Linked DNA regions of Homo sapiens: region 1 is linked to region 2. The links are chromatin loops, found by intact Hi-C in ENCODE. Cell type or tissue: HCT116. All regions are shown on one strand. Each heading gives the region's core, and the rest is flanking DNA. Links, peaks and the distances in the headings are about the cores only. Region 1 has its middle 33 kb from the start of RIMBP2. Region 2 holds the start of LINC02418 (long intergenic non-protein coding RNA 2418).

What was found. Hi-C counts contacts between places; a loop is a spot of excess contacts. Peaks named below come from ENCODE experiments on the same cell type or tissue, not always from the same donor. Only the 100,000 strongest peaks of a DNase experiment are listed, where the experiment ranks them.
Region 1: it touches region 2 in a loop (18-fold over the local background); 49 of 110 quality-filtered maps call a loop at or near these places.

What each region holds. Positions count from the first base shown.
Region 1 is chr12:130,744,058-130,753,715 of GRCh38, forward strand. No RefSeq gene overlaps it. Among named protein-coding and RNA genes, the nearest start is that of RIMBP2, 33 kb to the left of the region's middle. In HCT116, for the core only: a CTCF peak has its summit at 4,282 (motif pointing left); a DNase peak (open chromatin) is centred at 4,264; H3K27me3 peaks cover 405 bases.
Region 2 is chr12:130,041,763-130,051,420 of GRCh38, forward strand. LINC02418 (long intergenic non-protein coding RNA 2418) reads right to left here and starts at 580. Exons shown (of 3, transcript NR_024457.2): 1 at 465-580. RefSeq lists enhancers at 3,326-4,270, 5,582-5,876. In HCT116, for the core only: no CTCF peak of the experiment used is centred there; a DNase peak (open chromatin) is centred at 5,743.

The DNA.
Region 1 (9,658 bases), core at 1,193-9,192, 700 kb after region 2:
AGACCGCACTATATTTTCTTAGGGTTTCTTCCTGTCCTTCTCCCCACAAGGTAGTTTTCAGTTAAAATATGAGCAGCTCTTAGGCCCTAATTCAGGTGACATTCCCACTGGGGGAAGGCTCTGCATGAGGCTGACCACTCCTCCTCTCCTTCCCAGAGTCAGCGTCCTCCACATCTACTTCGCTACTGAGATACTGCTGATGTGTTTAAGAGGTGAGCCCAGCAGGAAGGATGTTTAAAACACCAGCGAGGGTCTCCACGAGACTGGTAACTAAGCGCCAAGCTGCTCCAGCCCACCTTCCCTGAGCCACCCAGCAGCTCATGCACACGTTTCTGGCTTTGCGAGCAGCTCTTCTGCCTGGTCTGTTTGTCCAGTTGGCTGATAGATCATAGGGTTCATGCCCAGAAAAGCTATGAACCCTGGACTCCATGGGGAATAGCAAATGCTGATGCCAGCAGAGAAGTTGTGTGTGAGATTCATTTGTCAACAGATCCAGAAAGGAAATCTAGTTCCAGGAACAGATCCTCTCCAGCCCACCTCAGGAAAGGACACAGAAAACTGTCAATATCATGCTTACTGCTTAATGCATGATCCAGAAACAACAGCAACTAAAATACACAACACTGGAATGAGAGGACGATAAGACTCTTGGGGCAGAAGCAGCTAAAGAAAGAATGGTACCAGTGAAAGGGCCAGGATGAAATCTTGGTGTAAATACATCTCATGCAACAACCTATTGCTCAAAGATCGAATATTCTACCGCTGAAAGATAATCCTTTAAGTTAAGAGACGACGATTCCAAAAAGCCCAGTATAATTGGAAAGAAGAAACATCATTTTATGGTAATGCTAGGGGTTTTATGCTTCACACAGGAGATTTCCCCAGAGTCTTCCAAAGACTAAATATCCGTATGTGTTGCCAACATGTCTACAAGTGTGAATTAACATAGCAATGTGCTGTTCACAGGTTTATTACCACAGCGTACATAACAGAGTCTCTTAGGCCACCCCAACCCCTGTCTCGGTTATTTCTTAGAGTCCCTGGAGGATATTTTGATTAGTCCTTATTTTTTAAGTTCAGACGGACAGCCTCCATCTGAACATAAGCATATGTGCACACACATGCATACCTGTGCACACACAGACAGGTGCGTAGGTCTTATTTCCCATTCTATGTCTTGATGTCAGGGACTCAAGAATTTGTAGTATTTTTCAACTGTACCACATACTTGATTCCACTATTCATCTCTCATTTAGTACCTCAACAATCTCTTCCCAAAATATCGGAATTTCTTTGTGAAAGTCCTCTCCAGAATCCTAGTTTCTTTCTATTACTAAGCTATTCCATGCTACACATAAACCCAAACGTGCCACCCAATTTCCTAAAACATAACTGAAAACCAGTACATGCCCTAAATATACACAACGCGTTGTTGTGTTAGTAGGTAGAAATCTCAGAACATCACTCCCTGGCCATCAAGCAATTCATGAGATTGTTACAAACCGTCGTTTTGAATGCGGTAGCTCCAGGATTTCTCCCTTAGTGCCATAACGTCTGAGATGCCTGGTGAGATGCCCGGTTCTTTTGCTGACACTGGGTGACCTTTTCAAAATATCTACACAAGATTTCAAGGCTCTACCCATTGCATGTTGAGTGTGAGTTGAGATTTTGTCCACTTATCATTTTGTTTAAAATATTGTGTTGAACTTAGGGACCCAAAATTTACATTTTCTCTTTAAACACATTCCTGAGAAGTGATATATGTATATCATATATATATAATATTCAATATTGTATATGTTATATATATGTATATGTATATATACACATGTTACATATACATATATGTGTATATATGTGGATATGTGTATATACACATGTATGTACATATAACATACATATACCATGTACAATATTTAAATACAATATTTAAATAATGGAACAATATATACACAAAGATTTAAATGCAATTTTTAAATTGTATTTAAATATACATGAATATTTAAATGTAATGTTTAAATTGTATTTAAATATATACGAATATTTAAATGCAATATTTAAATACCAAATATTTAATATCATATCTTATTTTATAAACCAAGAAGCGTACTCTTCCTGGAACATATCTACTGAGACCCCCTCCCCGCCATGGGATATAACTGTTTTTGAAGAACTGGGCTTTGAGGCTGGAACAGAGCTAAGGTTGAATCATACCTGCTCCACTTAGTAGCCATGTGAGCCGGGTGTGCTACAGAAACTCTGTTTTCTCTTGCATAAAACAAAAATAATAATAACGCCTGACACAGCGTGTTGTAAAATCAAATAAAATAATGCACTTTTTCCAAACCAATGCACGTTAATAGGAGCCAGAGAGCAGCCGTCCCCAAACTTTTGGCACCTGAGACCGGTTTCATGGAAGACGGTTTTTCCCACAGACCGAGGTGGGGAGGGGTTCCACCTCAGATCATCAGGCATTGGATTCTCCTAAGGAGCAGGCAACCTAGACCCCTCACACGCACAGTTCACAACAGGGTTTGAGCTGCTATGAGAATCTAATGCTGCTGCTGGCCTGACAGGGGGCGGAGCTCAGGTGGTCACGCTCGTCCACCACTCACCTCCTGCCGTGTGGTGCGGTTCCTAATGGCACCACTCTGTGGCTAGAGTGGGGACCCCTGCTATGGAGAATAAGGAAACCAGATACTTGGTTCCCTTTCTTGCAAGAGGAACATATTCGTGCCCATCCCCCTCTACTGACTGAAGCAGAGCCATGGCACCTGCTCCGGCCAACACACTGTGAGCAGTCATTGGTGTGCATGTCACTTCAGGTGAGGCGCTCTAGGAGTCCATGTGTGGTTTACCATGATCTTTTCCTTGTCTCTACCCACATGGAAAAATGCTTTCAGATGGAGCTTCCTTCCACCCAGACCCCTAGGAACTACAACAAGCAGAGCCCTCTTGATGACATATAATGGACATATAACATGATTGAGAAATAAACATATTTTTCAACCACTGAGGTTTTCAATGTGTTTGTTACAGCAGCATAACCTGCCCTATCGTGACTCACTCTCCTTGGCTCCTATTAAGTGTGCAATAAGACCTAGCCACGGGTGACCTTGGAAAAGTTGTTTCACCTCTTTAAGCTTCAGTGCCCTCATGTGTAATTCGGGGATGATGGCAGTCATATCCACCTGCTGGACCATGGTGGGGCTTAAATGCAATAACCCATGTTAAGTACTTAACACAGTAAGGGTTTCATAAATGTTGGTGGCAATTGTAATTACTATTATCATCATTATGATCATTTCCAAGGTAGTCAATAAACACTTTTGGAATTTAGCTGAGCTGGCCGGGCACAGTGGCTCACACCTGTAGTCCCAGCACTTTGGGAGGCCGAGGCAGGCAGATCATGAAGTCAGGAGATGGAGACCATCCTGGCCAACAGGGTGAAACACTGTCTCTACTAAAATACAAAAATTAGTGGGGTGTGGTGGCGGGCGCCTGTACTCCCAGCTACTCGGGAGGCTGAGGCAGGGGAATTGCTTGAACCTGGGAGGCAGAGGTTGCAGTGAGCTGAGATCGTGCCACTGCACTCCAGCCTGGCAACAGAAAAAAAAAAAAGAATTTAGCTGAGCTGGGTTTATCTATTCTCATTAATGGAGGGAGAAACTGACTCCATTTTTTCTGAGAGCCTGAACCCATACATCTCTGGCTTCTATGTCCAGGTCAAAGTCTCTCAACTGCTACACTGACCTAAAGTATCCGTGTCCTCAGGGTTGCTATTTTCACTCCTGCTCCCTCCATAGGAAAGGGTTTAGACCAACAGGGTCAGCTCTCCACTCTCCCAGCCTCTCTGTCCCCTCAGAGGAAAAAGCTGCATAAGCTTCTTGGCAGAACTCTCCACTGTTTCTCTCTCCACCGACAGCTTCTCCGCCCCTTGCATTTTCCTGTTTTCACTTTGCTTCACAACCGCCTGAGATTATCTGATTTTTAAGGGCAGCACTTGGCTCTGGCTGTGCTTTATAGAGCCCAAGGTGTGCTTAGGTGCCCTCGATGGTAGTAATTTGTCACTGTCTAGCTTGGCATGCCCCCTGCTCCATGCAGGCCTCCAGCCACAGGGGAGCCAGGCCCCACACACATGCAGAAATTGCAAAATCACCAGTTGCACATGGGATGGCAGAGAACCAGGGGCTTCACTTTAAGGCCAGGCTGGCTCGCACCAGCCCTGACGCAGCCTGAGACAACTGCCACCCTCTGGCGCCACCTACTGACAGCTTTCCCTCTCCCTCGAAGCCTCTGCACCCGCAATAAAAAAGGGAAGCGTTTGAGCTGACTGCAGCCTCTTCTGTAACTACCACTATGAGAATGGAAGGATAGCATTCAGATGCCTAAGGTAATACAGTAATGCATGCCCCTTGCAGAAGACACAAAAAAGCCCAAAGCAAAATGTCAAGTCCACCCCAAAAAGCCCTTCTTTGAAATAACCGTTGCTGGTATTTTTGGGACCTACCTTTCCAATGTATTTTATGTTATTATTTTATGGACTATACATACATTATAATTACGTGTATTTGTATACACATATAACAGTAGATGAAGACGGTTGTGATTTTATTTTGTTTTCCTAAATTCTGTTTTGTAACCTGATGTGTTCTACAGAGTAAACACTTTCTCATCATATAAATTTTTCTTTAAATCGTGACCTGTGAACATTACTATTACAGGAGCATTTCATAATGTATACAATAAGCATCTTCTGCTGCTTGGTGCCTCACTCGTCAAATTCTCCGGCGAATACCCCTGGATAGGACATTGGCTCCACCTCTTGCATTGTTTCATGGCCATTTATTCCTGGGAACAAAATGCCTGGATCAGTCGACACACGCATTTCATGGCTCTTGGGTCATGTTGCCAAACAGCCTTCCGGGATGCACCGATTTACATTCCTGTGGGCAGGCCTCTCTCGCTGCATCCCTGCCAACAGGAAGCATCATCCTTTTTTACAGATCGCGGCTAACTTGGAGGGTTTAAGATGGCACCTCTTTGCTTTGTCTGGGAGGCAGCATGGTGTGCTGACAGGTGCCAGAGATCTGGGCTCTGGTGAAATCCCAGCATGGCCCCTGACCAGCTGTGGGACCCTGGGCAGGTCACCTAAACTCTCTGGGCCTCAGTTTCTTCATCCATAAAACGGAATGATGAGAGCGCTGATGCCCCACAGGTATCGACGAAGAGTCGGACTCTGTAAAATATTCGAAGCTTATTCTGAGCCAAATATGAATGACCATGACCCGTGACACAGCCCTCAGGGGGTGCTGAGAACCTGTGCCCCAGGTGGTGGGGGCACAGCCTACTTTTATGCATATTAAGGGAGACACGAGACCTCCACCAAATACATGTAAGATTTACATTGGTTCCATCTGCAAGGGTGGGACAACTCAAAGCAGGGGTGGGGCTTCCAGGTCAAATGTAAATTTAAAATTTTCTGATTAGCAGTTGGTTTGTGAAAGGAAAATATCTTGGGCCCCCAAAATCACTAAAGAAAACTCAAGCTAAGAACTGCTGAGGGCAAATCTGCCTCCCATTCTATTCAAAGTCATCCCTCTGCTCACTGAGATAGACACATATCTGATCTGCCTCCACTGGCAAAGCTCATCAGAAACTCAAAAGAATACAACCATTTGTGTCTCACCTACCAGTGACCTGGAAGTCCCCTCCCAGCTTCGAGTCTTCCTGCCTTTGCTTCCAGTTGTCCCACCTTTCCAGACCGAACCAGTGTACTTCCTACATATATTGATTGACGTCTCATGTCTCCCTAAAATGTGTAAAACCAACCTGTGCCCGACCACCTTGGGCACATGTCATCAGGACTTCCTGAGGCTGGGTCATGGGTGTGTGTCTTCAACCTTGGCAAAATAAACTTTCTAAATAGTAACTGAGACCTCCGTCAAATGTTCTAGGTTCACAGGTTGAAAGCATTACTATCAATAGAAATAAATGTCTGGGTTACAATAAGGGGTTGTGGAGAGCAAGGTTTCATGATGCCGATGAGGCCTCCAGGTAGCAGACTTCAGAGAAAATAGACTGTAAATGTTTCTTTTCAGACTTAGGGTCTGCGTTGATGTTAAATGCTAATCAGCTTTTCCTGAGTTCCAAAAGGAAGGAGAGGAAGGCCAGGCGCAGTGGCTCACGCCTGTAATCCCAGCACTTTAGGAGGCTGAGGCAGGAGGATCACTTGAGGTCAGGAGTTCAACACCAGCCTAGCCAACATGGTGAAACCCCATCTCTACTAAAAATACAAAATTTAGCTGGGCATGGTGGTGCACACCTGTAATCCCAGCTACCTGGGAGGCTGAGGCCACATGAATCACTTGAACCCAGGAGGCAGAGGTTGCAGTGAGTCTAGATTGCACCAGCCTGGGTGACAGAGCAAGACTCCATCTCAGAAAAAAAAAGGTAGGATAGGAAAATGAGGCATGACTGACCTGCGCTTTCCATCATGCCCTGAACTAGTTTTTCAGGTTCAATTTGGAATGCCCTTAGGCGAGAGGAAGGGCCCATTCAGAAGGCTGGGGGCCTTAGAATTTTATTTTTGGTTTGCGTAGGTTTGTATGAACCTGAAATAAGGGAATCCGTGAACGGCGCTGAGAACAGTGCCTTGCACACATGAGTATTGGCTACCTCGATCGTCCCATGTTTAACTAACTGTGAACCCTGAAAATTTGAGACAGATCTCAGTTAATTTAGAAAGTTTATTTTGCCAAGGTTGAGGACCCACCCATGCCCCAGCCTCAGGAGGTCCTGATGACACATGCCCAAGGTGGTCGGGGCACAGCTTGGCTTTATACATTTTAGGGACACATGAGATGCCAATCAATACATGTAAGAAGTACATTGGTTCTGTAGAGAAAGGTGGGGACAACTCAAAGCAAGTCCCCTACACTGGGGGCTTCCAGGTGACAGGTAGGTGAGAGACAGATGGTTGCATTCTTTTGAGTTTCTGATAAGTCTTTCCAAAAGAGGCAATCAGAATATACATCTATCTCTGAGCAGAGGGGTGACTTTGAATAGAATGGGAGGCAGGTTTGCCCTGCATGGTCCCAGCTTGAAGAGGCCCAAGGTATTCTCCATTCATACAATGAAAGGTTGGCACGCTTTTTCAATCACCTGTGTATTTGGACAGATTTCATTACCCTGAGTTCACAGTTGCTCTCTTGAAATGAGATTCTTTATTTGTGAGCTGCACTGGCTTCTAGGACATTTACCATTAGGAAGATTTGATCTAAATATTACCCTATGGAGTGGAAGGGACTTTAGGATGCCGACGTAACTTTCAATTGTGTAATTGAAAGTTAGAATTGAGTCTATAATTCAATTTCAGAATTTTAAAAGCTGCTTTTGGTTAAAGACTACTACGACGGATTCCATGATGGAGAGAGTGACGGTGAGATGATGGATGCTGCCAAATGCTAACCGCAGAATCCAGATGGTGGTTCGTCCGTGTTACAGAACAATTCTTTCCCCCTTCTTAGATGTTTCAAAATTGCCATAAAAATTGTTGATGAGAAGAGCTGCTTTCATTGCATTGTTTCATTTATTTACTCTGGCCACGTGGATTTCTCCGTCTTTTTAGCTAGATCTGTCTTCTTTGACTGATTTTCAGATTGTTTTTACAGGGTCTGGCACTCAGCTCTTTTTTTAATATATGTAAATGTGTATCCTCCAGGAAGTGAAACCACTCTCAGGTGGTCGGCCGTCACTTCCCCCTGATAACTTTCCCGTCTGTCTCCAACTCAAACCCCTTCTCTGTCCACACCCATAGTGAAAGCTGGCCACAGACCTCACCCCAATGTGTCTGAGCAGCATCTCACAGTTAACAAGATCAAAGCCAGTGCCATCATTATCCTCACAGCTTCCAAACCTTCAGTCCTCCCACCCCACCCTCAGTTCAGCTGGTCACGAACCGTGTCCCGCCACCTCAGAGCAGGCATGTGGATGCCGCAGCAGCCTGAGGATAAAATAACCCCCATTTCATGTAGACACAGTCGCTTTCCAACCAGGTCTAAACCCTTTCACTACCTGGCCAGCCTCATCTTATCAAGAGAGGCTTAGCGAGATGACTGTCAGGGCATTGTTACATTCCTTTAGCACAGTGGGTTTGCTTTTATTTATTTATTTATTTATTTATTTATTTATTTTATTTTGAGACGGAGACTCGCTCTGTCTCCCAGGCTGGAGTGCAGTGACGCGATCTCGGCTCACTGCAACCTCCATCTCCCGGGTTCAAGCGATTCTCCTACCTCAGCCTCCTGAGTAGCTGGGATTACAGGTGTGTGCCATCACACCCAGCTAATTTTTGTATTTTTAGTAGAGACGGGGTTTCCCCACGTTAGCCAGGCTGGTCTTGAACTTCTGACCTCAGGTGATCTGTCCGCCTCGGCCTCCCAAAGTGATGAGATTACAGGCCTGAGCCACCGTGCCCAGCCTGTTTTCTTCTTATTATTGTTTTTTAATCTTGGGATTCCACCAGAGCTCAGACTCCCACAGCACTTCCGGACAAGCCACCTGCTGAGCCGTTTGTCCCTGCCACGGTCACCTAGGAATTCTCTTCCGTGTGCTCCCTCTCTCCCATCCCAGGAGGATTACTCAGAGCTGCTGGGCATTGTGGGAAACTCCCTGGAGTCCTCCCCTCAGGAGGCCCTTGTGCAGGAAAGCACAGGCCGGCGGGCTCATCCCACCCGTGGACCACCAGAGCCCCCTGCTGTCTGGGATCCTCCACGGGGCCTGAATGGTCTCCATCTCACAAAAGCACTCTCTGCAGGGATGCCCCAGAGCAACGCCCTACAGGTGCCATTGTGTGCGGATCACTCCTACACGCTGGATTTCCAGGCCTTAAGTCCCCGAGGCCGCTCTTCAGCAGCACCGTACACAGCTCTTAAGGGGTCACGTAGGTCAAGGAGAAAATGGGATTTGATTGACACAGATTCTATTGACCCAAGGTTTTTAAGAAAACAGTTGCCACAGAGACAAAGCAGCCGCATCCACAGCTGGGCGCGAGCTTCTCCTGGGAGCTGTGGCAGAGCGCTCTCTGCTGCTCACCCCATGCTCCGCAGGCCTGCAGGAGCGAACACAGAACACCCCAAACGCCCGTGAGAGGGCAGGTCCCGGTCCCAAGTCCTGCACGGAGAAGGGGACAATCACTGCTTTTTATTTGTTTTTTTGTTTTTTTCTTTGAGAGGTAGTCTTGCTCTGACCCCTAGGCTGGAGTGCAGTGGTGCATTCTCGGCTCACTGCAACCTACAGCTCCTGGGTTCAAGCAATTCTCCTGCCTCAGCCTCCCAAATAGCTGGGATTACAGGCGTGTGCCACCACACCCGGCTAATTTTTTGTATTTTTAGTAGAGACGGGGTTTCACCATGTTGGCCAGGCACTGTTTTTTTTTTTTAACTGATACATAGCAGGTGTACATATGTGGGGGGTTCATGTGATCATTTTATTCATATCATTTATAAAGATCAAATCAGTGTAACTGGGATATCCACCACCTTAAATATTTGGACAATGATTTTATTAAAAGCAGCTTTATAGGATTATAATGAATATACAGTTGACCCATGGTAAAGATGGCATTGGATGGCTTTTAGTAAACGTATAATTAAGC
Region 2 (9,658 bases), core at 1,036-9,035:
AAGCATTTAGTGTTGGGGACCAACCTAGGCTTTCATTTACCCAATAGCGTGAGTTTAGGCGATCTATTATCTAGATCTATTATCTATTATCTCTATTATATTTAATCTCAGGAAGACTCAGTTTGTTTATCTGTAAAGTAGGGGACACAAGAGGAATGAGAGTTGTCATGAAGATTAATAGTCGCTAAAATATGTTGGTTCTAAGGGCTGACCCTGAGCTAGGCATTCTACATGCATTCTCTCTGAATCCTCAAAATACCCCTAATATCTACCCATCCCTCTGGAATGGGGAAGCAGCGGCAGAGGGAGGCGAGCACAGCCTGACCCCAGGGCGCAGAGCTGCACAGAACGCGTCCACGCTCCGACCGCAGAGTCTGCTCCCAGCTGCTGGGCACACCCCTGGCTCAGAGGCGCACAGAGTCAAGCCTGATAAGCGGTATTATCCTGGAGGCAAGGCTGCTTACTGGCTCTGGCTTGGTCGCCTGCGTCCGGAACCTGAAATCCACAAAGGTGCACACAGATGTGGGTCGCTGCCTTCCCAACAGGCTCCTGCCCGGTTCACCTGGGGAAGCGCAGGGCTGCGGGCACAGGATTCTCCCATCAGACACCGGGAGAGCATCTCCGCGGCAGCTTGCAGGGCCCGCTGTCTCCACTAGGGGGCGGCGTACGCGCGTCTCTCGAAGCCGGGACCCGCGCGGGGAGGCTGCACTGGCTGGAAACAGCGCCTGGGCGCTCCCGCGGCTCCCACCTCAGAGATGTCCCCAGGTGCCCCACGCCCCCCGCGCGAGCCCCGACACGCGAGCCCCACCGCACTCCTCAAGGGCTTGTGTGGATCCTTTTGTCCCCACCCCCAAGGAGCTCCTCTGACCCAAATTCCTGCTGAGCTCACTCCAGGCCAACACCCCGAGCCACGCGCTTCCCCAGGGAGGATTCCAGCCCCCTCCAGTACGGCCTCAGCCGAGGAGCTCCCGCTGGGCCGAATGAGGCCCAGAAAACACGACCTGCCAGGAGCGGATATCATCCACACACAAACACACTGGTGCAAATGCATACACACATGCATACACACACTCATACACATGTTCATGCAAGCCCATGTGCAAACATGCATGTGGCATATGCACGCACACACATGCATACATTTACCCACACCTACACGCACATACATGAACACACATGCACACATGCATACATTTACCCACACCTACACGCACATACATGAACACACGTGCACACACATGCATACATTTATCCATACCTACACGCACATACATGAACACACGCACACATATGCATACATTTACCCATACCTACACGCACATACATGAACACACGTGCACACACATGCATACATTTACCCATACCTACACGCACATACATGAATGTGTGCGCACACACATGCATACATTTATCCATACCTACACGCACATACATGAACACACACACACATATGCATACATTTACCCATACCTGCATGCACATACATGAACACACGCACACACATAAGCATACATTTATCCATACCTGCATGCACATACATGAACACATGCACACACACGCATACATTTACCCACACCTACACGCACATACATGAACACATGTACATACACATGCACGCGTGCATGCATGTGCACACATATATATGGACTTACACAGGCATGCACATATGCATGGTGCATATACATACACTACATACACACATGCACACACGCATATAGCTGCATACATATACACACATGCACACAATACACCCACGTATACACACATGCACGCGTGTGCATATGTACACCTGCATACATATACACACATGCACACATGCACTATATACGTGCATACATAAAAACACATGCACATATATACACACATATACCCCTGAATACATGTACACACATGTGTACATGCATAATACACCTGCAAACATATACACACATACAAATGTGTAGCACATACATTGCTCCAAATGCACACATACGCACATGCCTGCATATGTGTTTGTATGTGTGCACACACACCTCCCAAACAGTGGCTGACATCTGGTGGGGATGGATAAATATTTGCCAAATAGGTGAAAGTACACATGGACATCACAGGGGAGGCCCTCTCCCCCACAGGGCCTTTGGACCTGCCAGTCCTCTGCCTGTTTACTGTTTTCTCACCTGGCTGAATTCCACTTAGACAAGATGTTGCAACAAGGGCCTGCAGAACACACCTGGCCTACAGTTGTGTCTTGTATGGTCCACTGACTATTTTAAAAAGTTACAAGTTGGCAACATTTAAAAACTGAGAAATCTGATACAAATTCGCAAAATCCTGTGACCTTGGAAGATCATATATCTGGCAAGATAAACTCCTATTCACATCCCAGGGAGTGATCAAAGCTGGGCAGAGGATGCCTCCCCAGATGGCGAAGTTCCCTTTGCCACCGCCCGCGCCTTCATGCTCTATTGTGCCTCATCGCTCACGCGTCCACACTACTTGCTCAACACCTGCAAATGTGTGCATTTTTAGCCTCTGACTTCACCTTGCTTCCTCTTCCAGGAAGCCATCCATGAACCCCAGGGTTGGGGCTTCTCCTCGGTGCTCCCGCATCTCCCTGGATGGGGGTCGTCTCTACCAGCAGGCTGGGGGATCCCCGAGGGTCTGTGTTCTGCTCACAGCTGGATCCACTTCCAGCTCTGAGTGCCGTAGGTGTCAGGCACACAACAGGTACTCAAAAAATGTTGATGGAATCGGCAAATAATCGCAGAGCACGTTATCATGGGAATCTGGGCTGAGCTTTATAAGGGGAGCTTGAATTTAGGAGCCGAGAAGAGAATGAAAGAATCCGAGGCAGGAGAAGGTCAGGGCTGCCGGAAGGGAGTAGGACACTCACTCGTTTGGGGAAACAGTAGCCTGGTGTGGAGGTCCGGGCGGGTGCTGGGAACCACGAGGGCAGCGAGGTTGTCCTGGCAGAGTAAATGTTCGTTGTTTAGCCACCAGTCTGTGGTACTAAAGATGAAGCAACTAGAATCCTTGGGACAAAAGGCAGGTCTAAAAGTGTCCTTTGAAAGAACCCTTAGGAAAGTCACACTAGCATTTCCAGGAGCCGTGCGGCCAGTGGACCCAGGTGTGTGTGGCGTCTGCCCTCCCCCACCGCCACCTGACTCAGGAGGTACAAGAAGCAGAAACAGCCAAGGCCTGGTGTCCTCAAATAGGTGGCAGAATGACGTGGACCCTGAATAAGACGATGAGGCAGGAGAGAAGAGTGGCCTGGTGACTCGGGAACAGTCAGTGGCTGCGGTCTGCATGCAGGACTGAGGGAGCTGCCTCCAACCCTCCCCACTCCTGCTCTCCGGGGGTTGGCGGAGAAGCTTCCAAGGGCTGTGCGCAAAGGCAGGAAGTCCAAGATCCTTTTAATGAGTTTACTCAGCCTTTGGAATATCAAGTATTTGTTTTCCTAAGACTGGAAAGAAAGGGTCAACAGCCGGCCCCCTCCTGAGCAGCCCAGCTGCTTTGTCCTCAATTTGTTTGGGCCTCTAAAGAGCTCACGTTTATCAAAGGCCGTTTCGCACCTGAGGCCCCGAGTTACTGCTGCCTGGAACACAGGGCTTTAGTAATCCGCTCAAATCCCCAGGCCAAACAGTGGCACCAAACAGATCTCCTCCGAAATCACTTTGAACTTCAGTCCCAGGAGGCATTTTGGCTTATGCAGGATGGTCTTTGAAGAGGAAGTTGCTCTCTGTCCTCTGTCGGCGGCGGGACAGAGTACGGATCCAGGCGTGACTGTGCTGCAGATTTGCCAGCCTGTCCTCCTTCGCGCCGGGGCAGCCTGTCCGCCTGGGCTGCCCTCCGGGGCTCCTTTCAAAGGCTCCACTTCCCAGGGTTCACAGGCTTCAGGGCAGGAGCTGACCTAGACCACAGGCGGTCGGCAACCCGACCTCGTTTATTCCTTTGAGTTTTGAGGGTTGTTTTGGGGGGATTTTTTGGGTAATTTCTTCTGACACACTTACAGAAAAGTTGTAAGACTGGCAGAGAGCATTCCTGGATCCTTTCATTCAAATACCCCAAGAAGGAACACCTTACTACATTTAACTACATTTACTCTCTCCCTCTCTGTTTCACACCCTTTCTCTTTATACACACACACACACACGCCTACACACACACACACACATAAAATTTTTCCTTAAGTGTTTTAAAATTTAACCTCTAATGATATAATTAAACTCATTCTCCTTGTAAAACATTAAACCCTTCCAGACAAGGAGAACATCCCACTGACTCTACCTAAAGAATCCTTCGCTTTTCATTTTCCTGCATGGATGTGTGCCCCATGGAGTGACCGCAGGGTGGAACTCAGAGCTGGAATCTCTGCCCCATCTCCTGTGACACATTTTCCGCCTGTCTGCCAATGTGTTTTTATATATCCTGCAACTTAGATCTCTCCCTCAGCAACTTATCTCAGAGATCTCACCAAACTCGTATGTAAAGTCTCTGCCATTCTTTTTTAGCTGGTGCCATTAAAAATGTTTTACTCATCAGATTGGCAAAAATATTAAAGTTTGACATTATCATGTACGGGGAAAGGTGTTAAGGAAAGGTTCTCATTGGTGGGGGTGTAAATTGGAGCCACTTTAGGGCAATTTGGCACACATTTTAAAACTCACAGTGCACTCACTACGACCCAGCGGTTCCAGGTATCTGGATCTAAATGAGATCCCTCCAGTGGGCGGGCGTGGGCACATGGAGGCACGCAGCGAGCTTGCCCACGGTGGGGCTGGAGCAAAGAGTTGGAAGCTGGAATGCACCTCGGTAGGGGGTGACCAGGGACATCTCTGCAGTTGGGGAATACCATCAACCATAGTTCCCAACGTCAGATTCCCATGAAGGTTTCTTTAAAAAAACAACAAAACAGCCGGGTGCGGTGGCGCACGCCTGTAATCCCAGCACTTTGGGATGCTGAGGCAGGTGGATCACTTGACGTCAGGAGTTCGACACCAGCCTGGCCAACATGGTGAAACCCCGCCTCTATTAAAAAAAAAAAAATTAGCTGGGCATGGTACCACATGCCTGTAATTCCACCTACTTGGGTGGCTGAGGCACGAGAATCTCTTGAACCCAGGAGGCAGAGGTTGTAGTGAGCCAAGATCGTGCCACTGCACTCCAGCCTGGGCGACAGAGCAAGACTCCATCTCAAAAAAAAAAAAAAGAAAGAAAACAAAACAAAAACAACAACAAAAACCGAGACACCCAGTTCACATCCTTAGATTTTACTTTTTATTAATTTGGTCTGGGATAGGATTCAGGCATCAGTATTTTTTTTAAGTTCCTTAATGATTTTAATCGTCAGCTGGGACAGAACCACTGAGGTCCCCTGGCAGAAATGGCTCCCATATGATGCCAACAGAAAGTTTCCTGGCCGGGTGCAGTGGCTCACATCTGTAATCCCAGCACTTTGGGAGGCCGAGGTGGGTGGATCACGAGGTCAAGAGATCAAGACCATCCTGGCTAACACAGTGAAACCCCGTCTCTACAAAAAATACAAAAAATTAGCCGGGCGTGGTGGCGGGTGCCTGTAGTCCCAGCTACTTGGGAGGCTGAGGCAGGAGAATGGCGTGAACCCGGGAGGCGGAGCTTGCAGTGAGCGGAGATCACGCCACTGCACTCCAGCCTGGGCGACAGAGCAAGACTCCTCAAAACAAAATAAAAAATAAAAAGAAAGTTTCCCCATTGGCCTGCAGGTGGCATGAGTGAGCAAGACTTGGGTAAAAAAAGAAAAAAACACGGAAAACCTCACTGGGTCATTTCACTGCCCCGGCACTGCTACTATCCTGGGTGCTGTTCTTCGTGTTTGTGGGGAACTTTGCAGAGCTCCTTGATTAAGCCCAAGTCCCCACTGACCACAAACCAACACAGGGCCTCCAAACGGGGCCCCAACCCCACCTGCCTTGAGCAGGTCCTGCTGCACCCAGGCCCCTGATAATGGAGATGACCGCAATGCTCTCTGCTCACCGCTTTGAATGCATCATTTCATTTATTCCAGCTTACAACCCTAGGAGGTCGGGACTCATACCCACCCCACGGCAGGGATGCAATTTTCCTCTATGCAAATTACCAAAGAGGAAGCTGAAACAGCAATGTGGTGACTCTGAGCCACAACTTGAGGTTAGACGGCCTCTTTGTTCCCAAAGTGTGTTCCTGAGGTACCACGGGGCGTGCAGCCAACTCATCATAGCACATGCAAATGTTTTCTTTTTTTAAGGAAAACAGGAACATCTGTCAGACACCTTGCAAATTACTTCTGTTAAGTTATTTGGACCTGAGGACTTCATAAATGAAACAGGTGTTTCTTTCTCCTAGGGCACTATGAAAACATCACTAAGACACGAAGGTGCTGGTGGACTGAGAAGGTTTTGGGGAATGTCTGTCTCAGATCTCATGATCACACTACACCATAGCACTGGTGCCGCCCCTGCTGAGTACCTTTCCTGGTTCCCTACCGCCACAAGAATAAAGCCCCAAATCCACATCCTGGCAATCGGTACCCCCACGGGTGACAGTCCAGCATCCCACAGCCAAGACCCTACCATGCCGGACCACTGGACGTCCCCTCCTCTGCCAACACCATGCCACGCCAGACCACTGCTATTCATTCCCTCCTCTGAGACCCTGCCACACCAGACCATGGGATGTTCCCTCCTCTGCTGAGACCCTACCATGCCAGACTACTGGACATCTCCTCTGCTGAAACCCTGCCACGCTGGACCACCAGCTGTTCCCTCTTCTGCTCTGACTTTGCTCCCTCCTCCTCCTGAAAGAATATGTCACCCTCTCGACTTGTCAAGGTCTGCACTTGACCCTCGAGGCTAGCTCAAGGCCCATCGTGGCCAAGTAACTTCCCAAGAACCTGGCTCTGGAACCCAGGGGGATTTGCTTATTCTTTCACCTGACTTTTGAGGACCCAAAGGGCAAGGGCCAAGCCCTGTTATCTTGGTATCCCTGCATGTGCTGTGTATTTCTCATTAAAATACAAGCTCCTGGGTTCAAGGCCTCAGTACAGTTGAGCAGGTTGTGCACTGCACAAACCTTGGCTGAGCAGAAAGCAGGGACTGAAGTGTCGAGTCTGTAGGCAGGAAAACACCTTATGACTAATCCACAGAGGTGTGTCATGGACTGCAGTGGCCCATCCATGTCAGATATCCTTGTCTTCATCACCACCCTCCTATATTTTGGGCCCCCAACAGCACAAATCCTCATGCCTATTCACTGAATAAACAACAAAGTCACATGTGTGAGCCCTATTCTGTTAAAAACTCTGAAATCTTCCACAAAATGCAAGCTTTTCTAATAATAGCTAAGTGACATTTACGCGTTACGAACATAACTTACTTCATTACAAAAAACCCTTAAAACCATAAATTAAGCACTATTATTTTCATCTTCATGTTTAAATCGAGCAAATAGAGTCAGAGAGGTTACATAAGCTTTCAGAGACCACACAGCTCATAAGTGGTGGAGTCGTGCGAACATCCATCCAGGGCATGTGAGTTTGCACATACCATGAATTTAGAGCTGATGTTTGTGAGTCGGTGGTGGATTCTTCCTGACCCTCGGGTCATAGCCAAAGTGTCTTCCTCATGTGAGCAGACCCTGCTGTGGGAGAGGTCTCTTGAGGGGCCAGTTCTGCAGGATTCAGGGGCCCTATGCAACCAGGCCTTCCAGCGAGTGTGAGCACCCAATCCCCTGCATTCAATCCCTTCCTGTGTAAGGTAGCTGGAGTGACTTCTATTCATGTAACTGAATCTTGACTGCTACATTTCCTCTCTCACCTCCAGAATCCCAGTCTTGCTGACACACGTCTTAACTTCACCCCTTTCCCATTGGCAAGGTCTCTGCCTTAATTCAGGTCTGCACGGCTCCTCCCTGGAAATCGCAAGGCAACGCTCTTTTGATTCACTGTGGCTCCAGGTTTTTCACCTCTCCAATCCCACCTCGCAAACCCTGTTGCATCCCTCCCTGGGTGGGTTCAATCTTGCTGGGGAATAGGATCCAATTCACAAAGACTTAACACTATAAAAGGCCAACCTTATCTCCTAAGCCTGACAGCTGACGCGTTGGCCACTGGGTGTCGGGCTTTCTCGTAAAGGTTTGCCATGTCTTGTCCTAAGGACATCCTGAGGGAGGTACAAGTTGATCACTCCTCTTCTGAGGAGTCGGGGTTGGAGAGGGGGCGTGTGGTTGGATCTCACGTGTATTTGGTAATGGAGGGCCCTGAGAGTCGAGACCCGTCAGTTTCATTTTACCTCAAAAGCACTTTTGGCTGCTTCTCAGAGAAAGGGATTCACTTTCTATCACAATCTGCACACATCCAGTGACACAGGGTCAGGAACCTACACACGTGCCATGCATCAGCCCTGTGATATTTCCCATTCTAGTTTATTTCAGTCTGGGCAATTCTGTTCCATGCCAGCCTAGCCTATTCTATTCTATTCTATTCTATTCTATTCTATTCTATTCTATTCTATTCTACTCTACTCTACTCTACTCTACTCTACTCTACTCTACTCTACTCTACTCTACTCTACTCTATTCTATTCTATCCTATTCCTTTCTACCAATCTTACTCTACTCAATTTCACCCTGTCCTATCCCAGATTCTAACTTACCTTATTCCCTACTCATCCTTCCACCTTAGCTTTGCTTTTCTAGACTTTTTTTCTCAACCAGGATCCAGAGAGAATTAAGCTTGAACGTTCTCAGCCATTCATTGTATATCAATCATCAACCTTTATCCTAGGCACCTAGAGGGGTACTAGTTATAATCCATTTTTGTGAGAATTGAGAAAGTATTTGCTTAGATCATTTTCTACATGTTATGGTTCAGATAAGAAACTCTGGTTTGAAGTCTAAAATGATCTCACAACCACTAACGGGTCACTCACTCTATCTGCCTGCCTGCCTCTCTTTGAGGTTTATAATAGAGCCACACCCAGGCAGGGTTAACATTTAAATAAGCCCCAGATTTTCAGAACCCTGTCTTGGCAGTTGTTTGTTTTATTAATATACTAGGAGTTCCCCAAATTGAATTGGCCTCACCCTCTCAACCTCCAAGATGCTCTGTCCCTGCCAAGACAAATTTGTAACTCCCTGCTTCTCAAAAAATAAAGATCAGTCTCCATACTTCGATGTTGAGGATCTTCCGTGGCTCAGCCGCAACCTGCCCTCCTGGCCCAAGGGCTGCTGTGCCCTGCCCACCTCTCCTCTCTGTCCCCTGAGCACGTTGTTCCCTCGGTGGACTCTGGGTAGCCTTCCTCCTACAGCCCTGGCCGCCCCTCCCCTCCACAGCCCCTTCACACTCAGGTCACTCCCTAGAGGAGGGGACAACTGCCCCTCTGTCCTTCCAAAGCCATTGATGCAATGATCCCACGGCCATGTGTGTGCAGAGACTGTGCTGGGCAGTGGGAGATGCAGTGATGAGAAGGCGAGACCAGATCCTGTCCTCAGGGAGCTCAGAGTCTCATTACGGAATAATCATGGTAGATAGCATCTTTATATGCTACTGATTATGCTTCAGATACTGTTCAAAGCACTTTACACAGATGTGCTTACTAAATCGTGGAAGCAAGCCCATCAGGCAGTACCATTATTCTTCCCAGTTTGCAGATGAAGACAGAGGCAC